Linked DNA regions of Homo sapiens: regions 2 and 3 are each linked to region 1. A link is an interaction called in ENCODE POLR2A ChIA-PET data of the cell type or tissue named here. Cell type or tissue: HepG2. All regions are shown on one strand. Each heading gives the region's core, and the rest is flanking DNA. Links, peaks and the distances in the headings are about the cores only.

Region 1 (6,587 bases), core at 2,323-4,822:
TAGTCTTTGGTTTCCCTCTCCTCCTCTTTTTTACTTGCACATAAGACTTCAGCCTGTTTGTCCTGTAGTTTCCTACATTCTCAATTTTGGTGATTGCATCCTTGTGGTGGTGTTTAGCTGTTTCTATTTCCCTGAATTTTCTATAAATTGGTAGTTATGTTCTAGAGGCTTGACAGCATTTATGATCAATTTTTTTTTTTTTTTTTGGTAAGAATACTTTGTGGAGGCCGGGTGCGGTGGCTCATGCCTGTAATCCCAGCAGTTTGGGAGGCCGAGGCGGGTGGGTCACGAGATCAGGAGATTGAGACCATCCTGGCTAACACGGTGAAACCCTGTCTCTACTAAAAAATACAAAAAATTAGCTGGGTGTGGTGGCGGGCGCCTGTAGTCCTAATACAAAATTAGCCTACCACCATGCCAGGCTAATACAAAAATTAGCCTGGCATGGTGGTAGGTGCCTGTAATCCCAGCTACTGGGGAGGCTGAGGCAGGAGAATGGTGTGAACCTGGGAGGCGGAGCTTGCAGTGAGCCGAGATTGCGCCACTGCACTCCAGCCTGGGCGACAGAGCGAGACTCTGTCTCAAAAAAAAAAAAAGAATACTTTGTGGGTGTGTTACGTGTACATCCAAAAGAAGGCACAGAATAATGTCTCTTTTGGTAACTAGCAGCCTTTGATAATTACCTTCAACCATTATTTCATCAGGAGTTGCAAAATGGTGGTATTCTATTATATCTTACATATTAGCTGAGATACTTTTATAAAGAGAAACGTAACAATTATTTGGTTACACAGAGGGGAAAAACAGGATAAATGCTTGATTTTTTTGTTTTCAAAATATTTCCCCAGCATCTTCCAGAGATGAACAATGAGAATTTCTTTGAGAAGTGTCAAAGAATTAAACATATTTGATATGTTTTAAACCTTTGGATTTTTTTTTTTTTTTTTTTTTTTTTTTGAGATAGAGTCTTGCTCTCTCACCCAGGCTGGAGTGCAGTGGCATGAGCTCAGCTCGCTGCAGCCTCGACCTCCCAGGTTCAAGCGATTCTCGTGCCTCAGTCTCCCAAGTAGCTGGGATTACAGGCACCTACCACCATGCCAGGCTAATTTTTGTATTTTTAGTAGAGACAGGGTTTCACCATGTTGGCCAGGCTGGTCTCCAATTCCCAACCTCAGGTGATCTGCCCGCCTCAGCCTCCCAAAGTGCTGAGATTACAGGTGTGAGCCACCATGGCCGCCTGGTCTTTTTTTTTTTTAATACTCAAGTTGTCTCATCTTCGGCCAGTGGGAGCCTCTTGCAATTAACTTCTAAGTCCTACCGATATTACCTCAGGATTTTTTTTTTTTTTTTTAAGAGATGGGGTCTTGGTATGTTGCTTAGGCTGGTTTCAAACTCCTTGGCTCAAGTGATCCTCCTACCGCGGCCTCATGAGTAGCTAGGACTACGGATACATGCTACTGCACCTGCTGGTTTTTTGTGTTTTTTGTTTTTGTTTTTTTGATTTTTTGTATAGACAGGGGTCTTGCTTTTAGGTTGCAGTTTCCACAGTTACTTTTGCACCAACCTAATATATTGCTCAGGTTGGTTTCAAACTCCTGAGCTCAAGCAGTCCTCCTGCCTTGGCCTCCCAAAGCACAGGGATTAGACATGAGCCACTGTGTTTGGCCCTCAGGAATCTTTGATAGCTTCCTAGCTTTCCAGTATGACAAGATGCTCCAAACTCTTCCTTTTATTTCTTGCCAAGACCAGATATTAGTAATTTCTCCACGGAGCCCTAATTCTGTATTAATTACTAAATTATTTAATTTTTAAATTTCCTTTTGCCCTGAGTTATTTAGAAGGGGATTTGAAAACTTTCTTTTCGGCAAGCCTTGCATTTAAAAATGTACATTTTAGTGCACTATGGTAAAAATACACCTACAATCACTCCTGTTGAGATATTCTGACACTTTTGGTCAATGATTCTTATTTAAAAGGGAAAGATCGTTTTATAGTCCTAAACTTGTGCCTTTTCAAACCAAAGAAAGCTATTCTAGTCTATATTTTTCTCCCTATGTCCCATCTTTTATCTCCTATTTAGATACTGGAATTTTGGGACATATCCCTGTATCATTGAGCTTTCCTTGATACTTTCTCTGTTAGTACTTTTTGGTTGAATGAGAGACACCTTGTGATTATTCTGACAGCTTTACTCTTCAGCTGTATCCCTCTATTTAGCTTTTAAAACAACTTTAACAACCATAATTGCAATATCTAAGATTGGATTGGTTCTTTTATAATAACCTATACTTATTTTATGGCTATGATACCATACTCTATACTCTTGGGATGTTAAATACACTTATTTGATGTCTTCTTTAATATGCTGTTATTTTGACTTTTTAAAACGGTTTGTTCAGGGCCTTTCGTGTTACTGACTTTCTTCAAATATTTTAGTGATTCACAGTTATAATTTTAAGTTATTTAGTTGCTCATTTTTGTATTTGAGAGCCTCTTTTTATGGATGCCGTATCTGTTATCATAGCCTGTGATGAGAGTAGTGGGCTGTGCTATGTTGAGGATATGCCAGTATTTTGGCTCTGGGTACAGTAGTCCTCCTTATCTGCAGGGAGTATATTCCAAGACCCCCAGTGGATACCTGAAACCATGAATAGTACCAAACCCAGTGGCTGTCAGTTGGAACACGTTTCCATTCACGTCTGCCATCCACAAGTTTAATGCTCTTTACACCTTAACTAAGTGCCTACCTGCACTCTGGGGTAACTTCCGAAGTTTAAGGTGCACAGCAAAACTAACACGAATTTATCTTTCCTTCTTCACAATTTCACGGATGGAAGATTTGTTCATACCTTAGATCTAAGCCATATTTTAGATCTTAGCAACCTCAGCATACAATTAAAATAATTATTGTCAAGAACTTTTACATTTTCACTTAAAGGAAGCAATTTACAGTTTTTTGGCACATCGGAATTGCCAGAATCACTACTGGCATTTTGAGGTCATTATTAAGTTAAATAGGAGTTGCTTGAATGCAAACACTGAGATACTGTGACAGTTGATCTGATTAACGAGGACAGCTACTGATTGACTAACAGGCAGGCAGCGTAGACAGTGTGGATACACTGGACAAAGGGATGATTCACATCCTGGGAAGGACAGAGCAGATGGTACAAGATTTCATCCCAGTACTCAGAATCTACCTGCAATGTAAAACTCATGAATTATTTCTGGAACTTTCCATGTAATATATTAAGACTGTGTTGACCATGGGTAACAAACTGTGGAAAGCAAAACCATGGATAAGGGGGAACTAGGGTATGGGCTTCTGTTCTCCTCTTGCGGGTCAGCAAGTGTCTGGGGGCACTGCCCTGCTTTCCCAGCTTCGGTGGCATCACTCAGTTGTTATAGGCTGGCCAGAGACACTGCTTTTGTCCACCACTCAGCTTGTGGTTGGGGAAGGGAACTTGCGTAGCTATTCTGAATCAATCAGCTCCCTAATGAGTCACCCTGTCCAGTACCCCAGGGAACCCTCCTGCTTTTTGCATCTGTTGACTCTGGGTTCCAACCCATGCCTCCTTTTATAGTAGTCTTGCCTGTTTTGAATTATGATTCCCTATCATTTTGTTTGCCTATAACTGATCCTACCTGCTTTTGATGTTTCTGGCATTCTTCCAAATTTCTATTCCATTGCTAGCCCTCTCATCTTTCAGTGCTATAGCAGATTTCTTATTTTTCTTCTGTTTTATTAATTACAGCACTTTATGGAATTTAGAGTTGAGAGGGAGAGCAGATACTTCTGTTTGCCATCTTGATCCAATCTCACTAACAAACAGCACTTAAAGCAAACAGAACAAAAACTCTTTGTCTTTCTCTTGTTGAGACTCCTGGGATGATCCTATAGTTACAAAATGTGCTGTGCAACTAGTAACTCACAGAACATATTTACAAGGTTTTATTAAAATATCAGCCCTTTTCCCTTCTTCCTAACACACAACATTTTGTGATGAATCTGTTAATACTAAACACCAGTTCCTAGCAGTGAATACTCTAGGAGTCATGAAATAGTATTCAGTGATAATTATATTTGCATTGAAAAAATAACATATTAGGGACAACAGAATTATCTTTTAAAAAGTGACCCAGTTGACTTTAGGAGAAAAGACAGGCCCAGCACTGCCCTCGGGTGCCTCATTTTAGAGGCCCTCCTGTAGTTGTGTTCTTTCCCAGGGGGCAAAAAGTCTGCTGGGCCAGTGGGTTATGCCTACCTGGAACTCACTTCATTCTCTTCTCGACCACGTTCAAGGTACCTGAAACCCTGATTTTCCTGCCTAAACTGCTCAGCTTCCAGGGCTTTCACAAGGCCTATCTATCTTTTGCCCAAACCTACCCTGGTTGAAAAGGTGTCCAAGGGGCAGCTATTTGCAAGGCTGTGGAAAAACTTACTTACTTAGGCATGTAGGCTGAAGAATACACAAGTGTTCCTGTGAAGCCCTTCAGAATACTGAAGGAGCGGGTGGAAGAGAAGGAAGGCAATGTGCTGCAGGCTGGTTCTCCCCTGGCTGCCATCTTTGGGCATGGAATTCTGAGAAGTGTGAAAATTCAAGGTGGACTTGCATGTTGTGCATAAAATTTAGTAGCTTTTAAGCTTGATTTATAACACCGAAATATCTTGACCTATCTATTGCTTCAGGGCCTGCAAATTTTAGGGGAGGTCCTAGGAAGGAGAAAGAGTGATTCCTAAGTGGGTCCAGGCAGCATACCTGCAAACGGTGATGTCATAAAGTAGTCCTGCTGAGTTTTAGGTAAGCCACTTATAGCTACTACCATTTTTTTCAGCCAGTGGAAACATATTCCATATCTAACCAGTTTCTTCCAGTAGTTTGAGCTAACGAGAAGAGGAGTAAAAAGTTCTAGAATCAATTGCTGGCAAGATGGCCGAATAGAAACAGCTCCGGTCTACAGCTCCCAGAGAGATGGATGCAGAAGGTGGGTGATTTCTGCATTTCCAACTGAGGTACCTGGTTCATCTCACTGGGACTGGTTGGACAGTGGGTGCAGCCCACAAGGGCGAGCCGAAGCAGGGTGGGGCGTTGCCTTACCCAGGAAGCACAAGGGGTCAGGGAACTCCCTCTCCTAGCCAAGGAAAGCCATTAGGGACTGTACTGTGAGGAACAGTGCACTCCGGCCCAGGTACTGCACTTTTCCCACGGTCTTCACAACCTGCAGACCAGGAGATTCCTTCCGGTGCCTACACCACCAGGGCCCTGGGTTTCAAGCACAAAACTGGGCGGCTGTTTGGGCAGACACCAAGCTAGCTGCAAGAGTTTTTTTTCATACCCCAGTGGTTCCTGGAATGCCAGTAAGACAGAACCATTCACTCCCCTGGAAAGGGGGCTGAAGCCAGGGAGCCAAGTGGTCTGGCTCGGTGGATCCCATCCCCACAGTGCCCAGCAACCTAAGATTCACCAGCTTGAAATTCTTGCTGCCAGCACAGCAGTCTGAACTCAGCCTGGGATGCTCGAGCTTGGTGGGGGAAGAGGTGTCTGCCATTCCTGAGGCTTGAGTAGGCAGTTTTACCCTCAAAGTGTAAACAAAGCCACCTGGAAGATCGAACTGGGCAGAGCATACTGCAGCTCAGCAAGGCCGCTGTGGCCAGACTGCCTCTCTATATTCCTCCTCTCTGGGCAGGGCATCTCTGAAAAAAAAAAAAAAAAAAAAAAAAAAAAGCATCCCCAGTCAGGGGCTTAGAGATAAAACCACCATCTCCCTGGGACAGATGTCACCTTCCCCCAGGTGAAGGGGCAGCTGTGAGCGCAGCTTCAGCAGACTTAAACGTCCCTGCCTGATGGCTCTGAAAAGAGCAGTGGATCTCACAGCACAGCATTCGAGCTCTGCTAAGGGTCAAACTGCCTCCTCAAGTGAGTTCCTGACCCCAGTGTCTCCTGATTGGTAGACACCTCCCAGTAGGAGCTGACAGACACCTCATATGGGAGAGCTCTGGCTGGCATCTGGTGAGTGCCCCTCTGGGACGAAGCTTCCAGAAGAAGGAACAGGCAGGAATCTTTGCTGTCCTGCAGCCTGGGTAATACCCAGGCAAACAGGGTCTGGAGTGGACCTCTAGGAAACTCTAGCAGACCTGCAGCAGAGAGGTCTGTTAGAAGGAAAACTAGCAAACAGAAAGAACTAGCATCAACATCAACAAAAAGGACGTCCACTCAGAGATCCCATCCGGAGGTCACCGACATCAAAGACCAAAGGTAGATAAATCCACAAAGATGGGGAGAAACCAGCGCAAAACAAGTGAAAATTCCAAAAAACAGAATGTCTCTTCTCCTCCAAAGGATCACAACTCCTCGCCAGCAAGGGAACAAAACTGGATGCAGAATGAGTTTGACAAATTGACAGAAGTAGGCTTCAGAAGGTGGGTAATAACAAACTCCTCCAAGCTGAAGAAGCATGTTCTAACCTAATGCAAGGAAGCTAAGAACCTTGAAAAAAGGTTAGACGAATTGCTAACTGGAATAACCAGTATAAAGAAGAACATAAATGATCTGATGGAGCTGAAAAACACAGCACAAGAACTTTGT
Region 2 (6,587 bases), core at 1,239-3,738, 300 kb before region 1:
CAAGCTTCCAATTCACCAAATGGTTAATTAAGAGCACTTTCATCTTCTTAACACAAAAATATAATTTATGCAAAAGATAGCTCCCAACACCCTCTCAAAATGAACATATGTAAAAAGGCTGACTATCAAGTTCCCTAAAGCCTATTACATATACACTTTTCTTACATTTTGCAACCGTACTTACACTGAGACACTAGAATAAAATGAAACAAGTTTTATTCTTCAAATACATAAAAATTACCTAGAACATTTCCATTATTTGTCAAGAGTAAACAAAAAGCCACCCCAAAACTCAAGACGTGCAACCCTGATCACTTTTGCAGACCATTCTCCACCATGGGCAGTATTCAGGAAATAAATACCATCTTACACACAAAGCTTCTTTCAGTCCCAAGGTTTTGCACAGCTCTTTACAAACTATTTATAGTTTATAATGCATTACAAACTATAAGCATTATTGGACAGTCCACAGTTAGGCTCCACAGCAGTTTGGGACAGGAAGCTGAGGGAGATAACACTCTTCAATTGAAACATTGCAGCAGCTCTGGAAGGGCTGAGGTTAGGGCTCTCTTCTTTGTGAAGCCTGTCCTGCAGGAGTTACGGGTCTTCACTTGCTCCCCTGTTCAGATGGGTTTTCTGATACAGGTAACACTACTGCCTGGTTTGCCACAGCTGAGCTCCAGAGGAACATCTACTCTCCCACAGCTACACCACAAATGCCCACAAATGCTCACCAGGTCTCCCCCAAAGAGCCTGTGTTCTTGTCTCCACTCTGCTCTGTGATCTGGCAAGGTTATAACTTGCAGGCAGAAGGGCTGTTGGGCTGTCATGCTGAAATTGACTGAAATGGCTAAAGCAATACAATTCACCTCACCAGAGATTTCTTTTTCTTTTCTTCTAAGGAAAAAAGTGTCAGTTTTGTAACTAATACCAAATTCTCACTCTCACTGTGATGGCCAGGCCAGGGGATACATCCTGGTGGCCCTTCTGTGTCACTGGCCTTTGCCATAAAAGTGGGCCACTCACCTTCAGAAGTATAACATACTAAATATGGGCTCGCTGTAAACAAAGTTCATAAAAGGGAGAAAGCAGATGATTTTTGTGACCAATCTATATTTCTTTAGCTACTCTCCTTCTTCCTAAAGGGCTCACTCGCACACTCCCTTTATATTGCATTTTGAAAAATGGATAGATTGCCTTTCCACAGAATTGCAATCTCTGAAAAAAAAAAGCCAAGACTGCTCTGAGACATATTTTATTTAATTTAGTCTAAAAGACAATTCAAAGACACCAGCATCAATAACAAGGAAAATGTAAGAACAGGCTTAAAAAAATCTAGTATGTTAGTTTTAAGTAATCTCTTTTGAATCATCACAATTTTATAGTCAATTTTTTTTCTCTAAAACAGTTAGAAAACTACATACGTATAGTTTTATCTTCATGTTAGAAATTTAATATAGAAAATTTCATGTTAAAAATTTTAATTCTAAATACTCTAAGCAATTGAAAGCTTAGAGCTTTGTTTTAAAAAATTAATGCTATAGAATTGCAGGATATTAAAACTTCTCAAATCACAGTTTTAGATCACAAACCTAGTTTGAAAATTAAAACCCAAATGGCTCAGAAATCAAAGGTGCAAAAATATTTGATCACTTCTGCAGTCAACTTTTATCTTGGCTGGAAAAAGCAGGAGATAATAGGCAATACAGTACCTTAGGAACCGGATGAGCTGAAGAAACTGCAGCCGGCAAAACTATACTGTGTGAAATATCTCTTTGTCTCCGAAAAAAGAAATTTCTTCTTTGTTGACTGCTTGACTGCTTGTGTAAGTAGATATGATTGAGTGGTGAAGAGAAAATTCTATGAGAACCTGTGAGCAGAAACAGACATATTTTAAGTAAAAAAACAACCTAACACAGTCCTCCACTTTAAGATGTTGTGGTGTTGTCTATTAAATCATTATTCTAATACCTTATTGACTGAAAAAGGAAAAGCCCCAAATAGAAATGAAAACAGTGGTATTCTGAATTCTAGTACAATAGTAACACAGCGTATTTATTAGCTAATACTATGTTTACATAAATGCGTGACAATGGAAAACTCTACTCTAACGGGAAACAAACATATAGAAACATCTGCTAAGCACCAGGTCTGTAAAAAGAACAATTTCTGCTGTAATACCTTATGTGGCAATGTCCAAGACGACCCTAGATTCAGGGCACTGTTTTGATGGCTTTATACTCTGTAAAGCCGTTTCCTTTCAAGAATCACGGACAAATTGCCAGCTGCACTTTTTGCCCTCCATAGGATTACTACTCTGTGTTAAGTTCACGTGCAGTGAGGCATTATACTGAAATTCATTGTGATGAATGTTCAAGTCAGATAAAGACTAAATAGCAAAAATGTAAGTATAACACTGAAAGAAAATGAATATAGGGTTTGAAGTACTCACAACAGGAATTTAGAAATGTCTATCAAAATTTTAAATGCACATATCCTTTGACTCAGCAGTTCATCTCCTAGGACTTTATCCTGCAGACACTATGCACTGATGGATGAATGAAGATGTACCCTCATGGCAGCATTATTTGTGGTAGAAGAAAGTGGGAAACAACTCAAATGTTTCCAAATAGGAAATACCAGTAGGGGACTGATTAAATATATTATGGTATACTTACAGAAAATTCTGGAGCTATTAAAAAGAATAGGCTAAATCATCATCTCTATGTGTTGATATGGAAAGAGGTCACAATACACTGTTAGGAAAAAAGTGAATGCTTAACAAATACATATAAAAAGCCCATTAATGTAAAAGGAGCTTATACATTTATATAAGCTTGCACGTGCTCATAAAATTTCTGGAAATTGATATTTGTAAACAGTGGCTCTTTCTGTGGCTTGTGGTTGGGGCTAGAGGTAGAGAGGAAGACTTTTTTTTTTTTTTTTTTTTTGAGACAGGGTCTTGCTCTGTCGCCCAGGCTAAGGCAACAGTGGTGCGATCATGGTTCACTGCAGCCTTGGATTCCCAGGCTCAAGGAATCCTCCCACTTCAGCCTCTTGAGTAGCTGGAACCACAGGCACATGCTACCATGCCTGGCTAATTTTTGTATTTTTTGTAGAGATGGGGTCCTGCTATGTGGCCCAGGCTGGTTTTAAACTCCTGGGCTCAAGCGATCCTCCCACCTCGGCCTCCCAAAGTGTTGAGGTTACAGGCGTGAGCTACTGCATCCAGCCAGGAAGACATTTTGATTCATTTTATTACTTTCATATTTAGAACAATCTTTTTTTTGTTTTTTGTTTTTTGGTTTCTTTTTTTTGAGACGGAGTCTCACTCAGTCGCCCAGGCTGGAGTACAGTGGCGCGATCTTGGCTCACTGCAACCTCCGCCTCCCAGGTCCAAGCAATTCTCCTGCCTCAGCCTCCAGAGTAGCTGGGACTGCAGGCGCGCACCACCAGGCCCGGCTAATTTTTTTGTATTTTTAGTAGAGACGGGGTTTCACCATGTTGGCCATGCTGGTCTCAATCTCCTGACCTCGTAATCTGCCCGCCTTGGTCTCCCAAAGTGCTGGGATTACGGGCGTAGCCACCGCGCCTGGCCAGAACAATAGTTTTAGAAGTCCCCAACAGGTCACAACTACATGGCAGGGGTCAGAAAACTACAGCTCAAGGGCCAAATCTGGACTGCTGACTGTTTTTATACAGCACAAAACCTAAAAATGGTTTTTACATTTATAAATGGTTGAAAAAAACTTTTTAACCCAATATTTTGTAATACATGAAATTCAAATCTTGGTGCCCATAAATAAAAGGTTCATTGGACCATAGCTACCCTCATTTGCTTACAAATGTCTATGGAGGATTTTGAGCTACAGTGGTAGCTGAGTAGTTGTGAACACATGTTCCACAGAGCCTAAAAAATGTACTCTTTGGCCCTCTACAGGAGACATTTGCTGAATCCTGGTCTAGAGCAGTAGTCCTTAAAATGAGGTTCACAGACCAGCAGTATAATGTCACATAGAAAAAAGATGCAAGGCTGAGTGCGGTGGGTCACGCCTGTAATCCCACACCTTGTCTCTACTAAAAATACAAAAATTAGCCGGGCATGGTGGCGCGCGCCTGTAATCCCAGCTACTCGGGAGGCTAAGGCAGGAGAACTACTCGAACCCGGAAGGCAGAGGGTGCAGTGAGCCAAGATCGCGCCACTGCACTCCAGCCTGGGTGACAGAGCAAGACTCTGTCTCAGAAAAAAAAAAAAAGAAAGAAAGAAAGAAAAAGAAAAAAGATGCAAATTCTTGGGCCCCGTATCGACCTACAAACATAGAAACTGGTGATGGAGGCGGGCAATCTGTGCCTTAACCAGCCCTCAGGTAATCCTGACGCACACGAAGCTTGAGAACTGGCCTAGAGTAACATTTCAGCTGTGAAACATAATGAAAACGTGAATTGCAGGTAAGTACTGGCTTCAAAACTCTGGATCTCTAATTGACTTGGGGAAAGGCACTGATGCAAACAAACCGCAATGATCAGTGATTCAGGGTGATAGGTTTCACTCAATTATGTCCCTCCTTAAAGTGGACTGCAATATTGTTGAATCTAACTTATAGAGGTGTTTTTGGTACTATTTTAAACAATTTCAAGCACTAGACAAAATGTCAGTAATATCATTTCTTTAAAAAGAAGTTACAAAACTCAGGTACAGTGGCACATACATGTAGTCCCAGCTACTTTGGAGGGCAGCTGATGTGGGATTGCTTAAACCCAGGAGTCTGAGACCAGCTTGGGCAACAAAGCAAGACTCCTGTCTCTCTAAAAAAAAAAAAGTTGCTTGATAGAGGCAGGTATGTATTGTGTAAAGCTTTTAAAGTATAATATTTCCCTAATGACAATATCACCAACCCTAGTATTGTCAACTGATATATGAGGGACAGGGTAGTGTCCTAGGAAAAGCAGACAGTTGGAAGGCAGAAGCCTGGACTTTTGTTTCAGCTCTACCACTTATTAGCTGTGTGGCCCTGCACAAGTTTCTTCATTTCAGTCTCAGGTGAGAATTGAAATAAGAAATGTGAAAGTGTCTTGCATTTAGAAGATACCCAATAAATAATAGTTCTTTCAAGAATACATAAAAACCTGTAATCCCAGCGCTTTGGGAGGTCGAGGTGGGAGGATCGTGAGATCCCATCTCTACAAAAAATAAAAGAATTAGCCAGATGTGGTGGCTTGGGCCATCAGCTACTGTAGTCCAGCTACTCAGGAGTTCAGCTACTCAGGAGTCAGTCCAGCTACTCAGGAGTCCAGCTACTCAGGAGGCTGAGGCAGGAGAATCACTTGAGCCCTGGAGCTATGATCACTGAGTTATGCACTGAGCTATGATCACACCACTGCACTCCAGCCTGGGCAACAGAGTAAGATCCTGTCTCAAAAAAAAAAAAAAAGTCTGCACAAAAAATAAAATGGGAAAGAAAACATGACCTCCAGTATAGCTTCTAATACTGAACACTTATTATGCCTCAATTACTGTACTAGGCACTTTACATATGTTAGCTCATTAATCTTCACAGAAACTGTATGAATTGTGAACTGTTATTACTCCATGTCACAGTTGAAGATACTGAGGCACACAAAGGAACATGCAGTAAGTGCCAAAGCTGAGAGGGAAAGCAGGCTAAGTTGCCTCTACAAAATGTATTACTTCTCTCACAGGCATGAGAAAAAACAGGAGCTAAAACACAGGGAAATACCCAGAAAATTGAAAAGGCATCACAAAACTATTGTTACTACTACTATTATTTTTCCAAAAGTGGTGATGGGTTGGCCTAATCCACCCACTACCTTAAGCCAAGCTGCCTTCGCTGACCAAACACACGCTTTGGGGAGGTGGCTGCCAGAACTATTAGTTGGACAGTCTGTGGATATGAAATGGAAAATTTGGAAAGACACAGGTGGACTCAATCTATGATTCCACCTCCCTAATTGCATTGCTAGGCAGGACCACATACAAGACACAAACTCACAAGTGTTTCTCTTCTGAGGAAAGTATTATAATTACTATTAATAATGATAATGCTAATATAAATAGTAATAATAACAGTGGTTAAAATTTAATGGACACTTAGATTAAGCTCAGTGCTAGGTGCTCTACATACATTACCTCTTACCAGCTCTGTCATTAGGCAGGTAGCTGTTAACATCACTGCTTTATAGATGAGGAACTAAGGCTCACAAGTCTGGTAATCAATGACCAGGCCCCAAGCTTAATCCTGTAAATCCAAATCCAGGGCTGTGTCTGCCATTCCAGTTGCCTCTCAGCAGTGTGCAGGGGCTCTATGAGTTCTATTCGCTAGTGTGTTTTGTTACATAATGTATTCTTTCAGGGACTAGATTTCAAGGTCAGTTTTTTTTATCATGAAAAATGTAAATATCATGTAACTAGTTAGCATTTAGAATGAAGACACTTTTCATGAAAATTCTTAGAAATGATCCAGTTGGGAGGCACTATGGTAGTGACAACAGCATGAGCTTGGAGGTCAAACAGGTGTGAGTTACCAAAACTTCTGAGACTCATTTTCTTCACTATTAAATGGGAGTAG
Region 3 (6,587 bases), core at 2,245-4,744, 960 kb before region 1:
GAGAGTCCCAATTTGTGGGTAACAATAAAAAGGTTGTGGTTTGTTTTAAAACTGTGATTTGTCCATTTAGGGGAATATATTTGGATTAAGATCTTAAAGCGATAATAAGGGGAGACAGGAAAGTGGCTAAAATTTTATTTACGATAACACTTTTTTTTAGACTTTACTGCTAAAGCAAAAGTCACAAATGACCCACATTTAGGACCTCAATATTTTCAGTACTAAATTAAGTATTGAGGAAAGAAAAGAACTTTCATCTGAGGATTGTGAGCCCTTACGAATTGTTAGGCCCAGAGAGGCATTAAAATGAGATCACAGTTGTGCCCTATTACCCACTCTGAGCTATGTATTTATCTCCTGCAACTGCTTAGCTATTGTCACAGTAGCTATAAATTAACCTAATAATGCCACACCAGACACTATAACCCACACCCTATAGCTTACCAACGCATAGCCAATCACTAATCAGTGTTAAGTCTGTAAACCAATGAGAATTCCTGACAAACAACTTTGTATCAGCCCACTCACTGTTTTCCTTTCTTACCTTTAAAAGTCTGCCTGTAGGCCCTTTGCAGTGGCTCACTCCTGTAATCCCAGCACTTAGGGAGGCCAAGGCAGGTGGGTCGCTTGAGGCCAGGAGTTCAAGACCAGCCTGGGCAACATGGCGAAACCCCATGTCTGCAAAAAATACAAAAATCAGCCAGGCATGGTGGCACTCGCCTATAGTCCCAGCTACTTGGCGGGGCTAAGGTGGGAAGATCACTTGAACCTGGGAGGTTGAGGCTGCAGTAAGCTGAGATTGCACCACTGCACTGCAGCCTGGGTGACAAAGTGAGACCCTGTTTAAAAAGGAAAAAAGGAAAAGAAAAAAAAAAGATAAATAAAAGTCCACCTGTAACTGCTACTAATCAGAGGGTCTATTCAGGGCAGCATGCATCTATGCTCCTGGGCTGCAATCTTCAAACTCCCGGCCCAAATAAACTCCTACTTATATTAACTCTGCCTCAGTTCCTTTCTTTTGGATCGACAGTATTATTACATTTCTTTGTGACTTTTAGAAGCAGAGTTTTTCTTTTGTTTTGGTTTTGTATTTCTATCATTATGGCATGTAAAAGTAAATTAAATTAGAAAGGAATTAGCTATTTAGTTTTAACTGTACTTTAGATATATCCAACTTCAGGGCACTAGAATTAAGGCAAACAACTAAATATAAGCGCAAGAAAAAAAATGGTTTGAACTTGTCTAGTGACTATCTTCCAATCTCCAGCTTTGTAAAAGACTAAGGTAAAGTTCTGTTTTGTACTCCCTGTGCTCTTCAGGTAACTTCATAGGTAAGGGCAGTTATAGTTCCTCGTTTTACAGAAAGGTAAATTATCCAGTCAGGAGGCAAAGTTAAAATGAACTCTCTTAATTTAAAAAACGTTCAGAGTTAAAATTTGTGACTTAGTTATTAATGCAAGCAAGTCTTAAGGGAAAAGAAAAATCTTTTGTCCTGGAAGTAATTGCATCTGGTTGAGAAGCATACTGACCTCTATAAAGAAAATGGTAGTTATTAGTGTTAGTTCCCGTAACATACGAACTCCCTGCCTCCTGGGAGGCAATAGGCTAGGAAAGAGCTTGAACGCTCCACCTCGCCCCCTTCCCAGAAGGGACAATTCCTCACAAAGCCAGAATGGTGAAAGTCAGCAATCCACAAATCACTCAGGTCCAAAGTGGGTTCAGCACTCCACCTATGCCACAGTCTTCCTCACCAAAACGAAGCCTGCACTTTCTCACCAAAACAAAGGGAGAGGGTTACATATGCCACTTTCTCAAGCTCAGTTGGTAAAGTTGCAGTAATTAACTTTGGTACATAATTTGCAGTGAGGAAAATGTCACCATGTCACAGCTTTAGTCTTAGGCTTATTTTCTAGTGGTGGAGTATATTTATTTTGGTGAAATAACAAGCTGCCATTGCTTTTTATTATTGTACGAAAGACACAGAGTACATTATTCAACTCGGAAAATCTCTACCTGTGTTATACTCATTTTTCACACTAATAGAGAAAATTACCACAAACGAATTTTGAATGAATTATGGTCACCCAGTGTTTGTTACAATTTCCTTTTCATCAGTAATCCAATATGGTCTCCTACATATTTCAATAAATGGATGACTTTATATAGTGAATTCCACAGAGAAAATAGCACAGGAAAGAGAGAATGTGACTAAAAATCATATTGATTATATTGAACCAAGAGCATGTTGACTTGAAGGAAGTAAAATGGAGAATTGTCATTTAAAGTGAGACACATTAAATCTTGACTGGGCAATAAATAATAAGGAGCTGAGCTCTTTCGCTTAGGTGACACTAACTTTCACCTTAAAAATATGATAGTGCCACAGCTAGTAAAGAAGATATATTTATTGGCATTTTGGGACTAAAAGTACTAGTTTGGTTCTAGAGATAGAAGATAACTCAGGAAGCTTAGAAGAGGTCAACCTGGGAAGACAGGATTCTTTCTCCCCACCCGTGGCTCTGCAGGAAGCAATACCCTCCCCTCTGGGCAAGGTCGACCCTCCAAGTCCAGATGAGAAGAGTTCCCTCTGTCTGCTCTTTCCTCTGCCTGATGACCCAGAGGCTTTGCAGCTGTGATCCTGGCAGCCCCTGGCCACCTCAGGGAGCTGCAGAATTCAAACCCTGGAAATGGAGCTCTGCTTGCAGCTGCACCTGGGGCCTGACCTGCTTAGGACAGGCCTGTCTGGACCTAAGAGAACCCCACTGCCACCCACTCAGCTACTCCCTAACAGACTGCAGAGACCAAGTCTTTTTCATTTCTTTATATCCATTGATTTCTCGAGTTATTGAAACTCAATATTTACTGAGCACCTACAATGTGCCAGGCACTGTGATAGGCACTGAAGAAAGGGCAAAGGACGAGCAGATAAATTTCCTACTTGCAGGGAACACCGTGGTAGTGAGTAAAATGAGACATTGCAAATAAACACATAAATATATAATATGTCAACTGGCAATAATTGATGCGAAGAATGATTAAGCAAAACAAGGAAATGCAGAGACAGGGAAGGAGCATCTATCTGGTATGAAGTAGTCAGAGAAGGCCTCTCTGGTCAGATGACATTTGGGCAGAACCTGGGGCCTGTCTCAGCACCACCTGTTCCTTCCTCGGCCACTTGCTCCCTGCAGCCACCAAAGGCCCCTGTGGTTTTCCCGCCTGAGGCTCACCAGCCACAGGCCTAGAATATCTGGCTTCTCTCCCCACGTCCAAACTCAGCTGAAATGCCAAACTGCAGGACCTTGTTTCCTGAGCAACTGCCAATGGGGCTGAATGATGCAACTCGGAAAGGAAGAGGATTTCATTCCCCCTGAATGGACTTTGCACCAGTGGGAGACAGGAAACAGGAGATTGGAGGATACTGGGCAGCTGAACTGCCTCACCCTTTCCCCCTGCCCCGTCTGGTGCACAATTTCTCCACACAGCCTGCTGTGTGTGGCCAAGCCTGTGCGCCGACTGAGTGTTATGGGTTGAACTATGTTCCTCAGAAAGATATGTCGAAGTCCTAACCCCCAGTAACTGTGAATGTGGCTTTATAGTATTTGGAAACAGGGTCTTTGCTGATGCAATCAAGTTAAGATGAAGTCATTAAGGGGGTAGGGGCCTAATCCAATCTCTTGTCCTTAGAAGGAGAAAGACAGAGACACATCAGGGGAAGATGGTGAGGTGACAATGGAGGCAGAGATTGGAGCAATTTATCTAAATGCTAGGCAACGCCACAGAGAGCTGCAAACACCAAGGCTAGAAGAGGCAGGGAAGGAGCCTCCCCTACAGGTTTCAGAGGGAGCATGGCCTCACCATACCTTTACTTCAGACTTCTAGCATCCAGAACTGTGACACAACACATTTCTGTTGTTCTGAGTGACAACAGTGTGTGGTGTGTTATTACAGCTGCTCTAGAAACTAACATATCGAGCAGCCAGCTGTGTGGGATTGTACCTCCCAAGTAACCCTCTAAGACTTAACCTTTGCCCAGGGCTCTGTCTCTAGAGAACTGTGACAATGATAGGTAGACCTGAATAAAGCGAAGGATGATATCTGCAGGGATATTTGAGGACAGGGAGTGCTGACAAGGGAGGAGCCAGTGCAAAGGCCCCGAGGTGGCAGTATGCTTGGTGTGTTGGAGGAGCAGGAAGGTGACCAGGGTGTTTGGGGAGTGAATAAGGGGAAGAGTGCTCAGAGGAGAAGTCAGAGGAGGGGCCAAAGACATGTTCTCTAGGGCCAGAAAGGCCTTTGGATCTTTTCGACATTATCTTCTTGACATGTAATTTATATAGTAGTAAAATGAACAAAATGGGTGACTATTTTGTGAATTTTTTAGATACATAAAACCACGTGATCACTATCCAGATCAAATGTTGAACATTTCCATCACCCCAGAGAGTTCACTCCTGCTACCTTCCAGTCAATACAACTTACCAATCCTGAGGCAACCAGTACTCTCTCTTTTATCATCATAAATTTGTTTTAACCTGTTCCTTAATGGCATATAAATGAAACTACATAGCATGCTTTTGCTCAAAATAGTGCTTGTGAGGTTCATCCAGGTTGCTGTATGTATACTTCAATTATTATTATTGCTGAGTAGTATTCCATTGCCTGGATATATCACAAATTATTTATCCATTCTTCTGCTGAATATTTGAGTTATTTGCAGTTTAGGCCTATAATAAATGAAGCCGCTAGGAACATTTATGTGTTCCTCTTATTTTGGTTGCATGCAATCATTTCTCTTGGTATAAACCTAGCAGTGTATTTTCTGGGTCAACTGGCTTAGGTTTAGGTTAACTGTATTCGTTTACACCATTTTATACTCCCGTCAGCAATATATGAGTTCCAGGTATTCTGCATCCTCACCAACACTTGGAGCCTTTCTGGTAGGTGTGTAGTGGCATTGCATTGTGCTTTCAATATGCATTTTTCTGCTGACTAATGCACTCCTTTTTATATGCCTATTATTCACATATCTCCTTTTATGAAGTAGGTATTCAAGTCTTTTATTCACATTTTATGTTTTGTTATGGCCACATCTCACTTCCAGAATCTGTATTGGTTATCTATCGCGCATTAAAAAAGTACTCTAAAGCTTGACAGCTAAAAACAACAAACATTCATTCTCTCACACAGTCTCTGCAGGTCAGGAACCTGGGTGCAGCTTCATGGGGTGGTTCTGGCTCAGGGTCTCAGGTTGCATTTGAGCTGCTGTCTGAGGTTACAGCCCTACCTATCAAAGCTGAACCAGAGCCAGACTCCATGTCTAAACTCACTTATGTGAGCTTCAGTGTGAGAAATGTATGAATTTTGTTTGATGAAATATTGAAAAGCTTAACAACTTCCTCCTACTCTCATTGGCCTCTTGGTGCCCAGTATCTGAGTCTGAAAAATCTCATCTATAGGAATCAATGGCAGCAAAGACAGAACCAAGGTCCCACGGCTATTGGGGAGGTTGGCAGATGAGTGAGGAAAAAGGGGTGTCAGCAATCTAAAAATATTCAGGCTCACAGAAATATAACTGTTTGAAATGACTCACTTTTATTAAGATCCTGCCATCTCACTTACCAGCTTAAAAAAAAATAGATCACAGCAGAATGTTTCAAATTCTCCATAAATGGCCATTTGATCCAGCAACCTACCTGTGGAAATTTATGCCAAGATTAGAATCTACAAAATACATACAGAGATGCACATTGAAGTATTATTTATTAGGAATCTAAATTGTGGAATCATTAAAGAGAATACATATTCCCTCAAAAGAATACCATGGTGTTATTAAAAGTAGTCATTATGAGTGGTTAGGATATAATATAATATTACAGGAAATTCTTAGGATATACCATCAAGTAGAAAAACTTTTCTTCCCAGCTTTTCAATGTGAAAATGTTTAAACCTACAGGAAAGTTGTAAGGCCAGAACAATAAATGCTTGTATAGCCTTCATCTAGATTCTCCAACAGTGACCACAGTTGCCACATCTCTTTAAGTGTAATGCTCATCCTTTGAGAGTAAGTGCAGACATTTTGATACCATGCTCTAAGTACTACAACACCTATCTAAAATTGTAGAAGGAAACTCTTCTATGATTTTCACACTCAAGACATTTAACACTGATATAAAGTTTATATTCAAATTTCTCCAAAAGATTTAAAACTATCTCTTTGGCTTGTGTTATCCAGGACTCAATGGAGGATTGAGCATTGCATTTAGTTGTTGTGCCTCTTTAGTTTTTTTTGATCTAAAACAATCCCTCAACCATTTTTAAAAATTCTTTCATGACATTGACATTTTTAAAAGACTCTGGAACAGTCATTTTACAGAATATCCTTCAATTTGGATGTGTCTGTTTCCTCAAGATTAGAAATTACATGAACTTCTTGGCTAACTTCTCCATTTTATTTTGTGTTCAAAATATATTACTCTTTCCCATGTCCTGTGAAAATAAAAAATCTCTAATGTGTTTGTGAAAAAGATTAAGCTAAGATTTTGTTTGGATGCAGTGTGATTTGGACTTAGGTGTGTGTATCTGAACTTCAT

What was found. Peaks named below come from ENCODE experiments on the same cell type or tissue, not always from the same donor. Only the 100,000 strongest peaks of a DNase experiment are listed, where the experiment ranks them.
Region 2: POLR2A ChIA-PET joins it to region 1 with 5 read pairs; 3 of 35 experiments call an interaction of 5 or more read pairs at or near these places.
Region 3: POLR2A ChIA-PET joins it to region 1 with 5 read pairs; 1 of 35 experiments calls an interaction of 5 or more read pairs at or near these places.

The regions. Positions count from the first base shown.
Region 1 is chr2:171,760,329-171,766,915 of GRCh38, reverse strand. No RefSeq gene overlaps it. Among named protein-coding and RNA genes, the nearest start is that of DYNC1I2, 76 kb to the right of the region's middle. In HepG2, for the core only: no CTCF peak of the experiment used is centred there; DNase peaks (open chromatin) are centred at 3,095, 3,545 and 3,845.
Region 2 is chr2:172,056,781-172,063,367 of GRCh38, reverse strand. It overlaps METAP1D (methionyl aminopeptidase type 1D, mitochondrial), which reads right to left. Exons shown (of 10, transcript NM_199227.3): 2 at 1,713-1,870. Among named protein-coding and RNA genes, the nearest start is that of DLX1, 25 kb to the left of the region's middle. In HepG2, for the core only: no CTCF peak of the experiment used is centred there; no DNase peak of the experiment used is centred there.
Region 3 is chr2:172,723,292-172,729,878 of GRCh38, reverse strand. It overlaps RAPGEF4-AS1 (RAPGEF4 antisense RNA 1), which reads left to right. Exons shown (of 4, transcript NR_026995.1): 4 at 2,446-6,587. It also overlaps a transcript of PDK1 not described here. Among named protein-coding and RNA genes, the nearest start is that of RAPGEF4, 9.3 kb to the left of the region's middle. RefSeq lists enhancers at 2,840-3,340, 3,341-3,841. In HepG2, for the core only: no CTCF peak of the experiment used is centred there; a DNase peak (open chromatin) is centred at 3,368.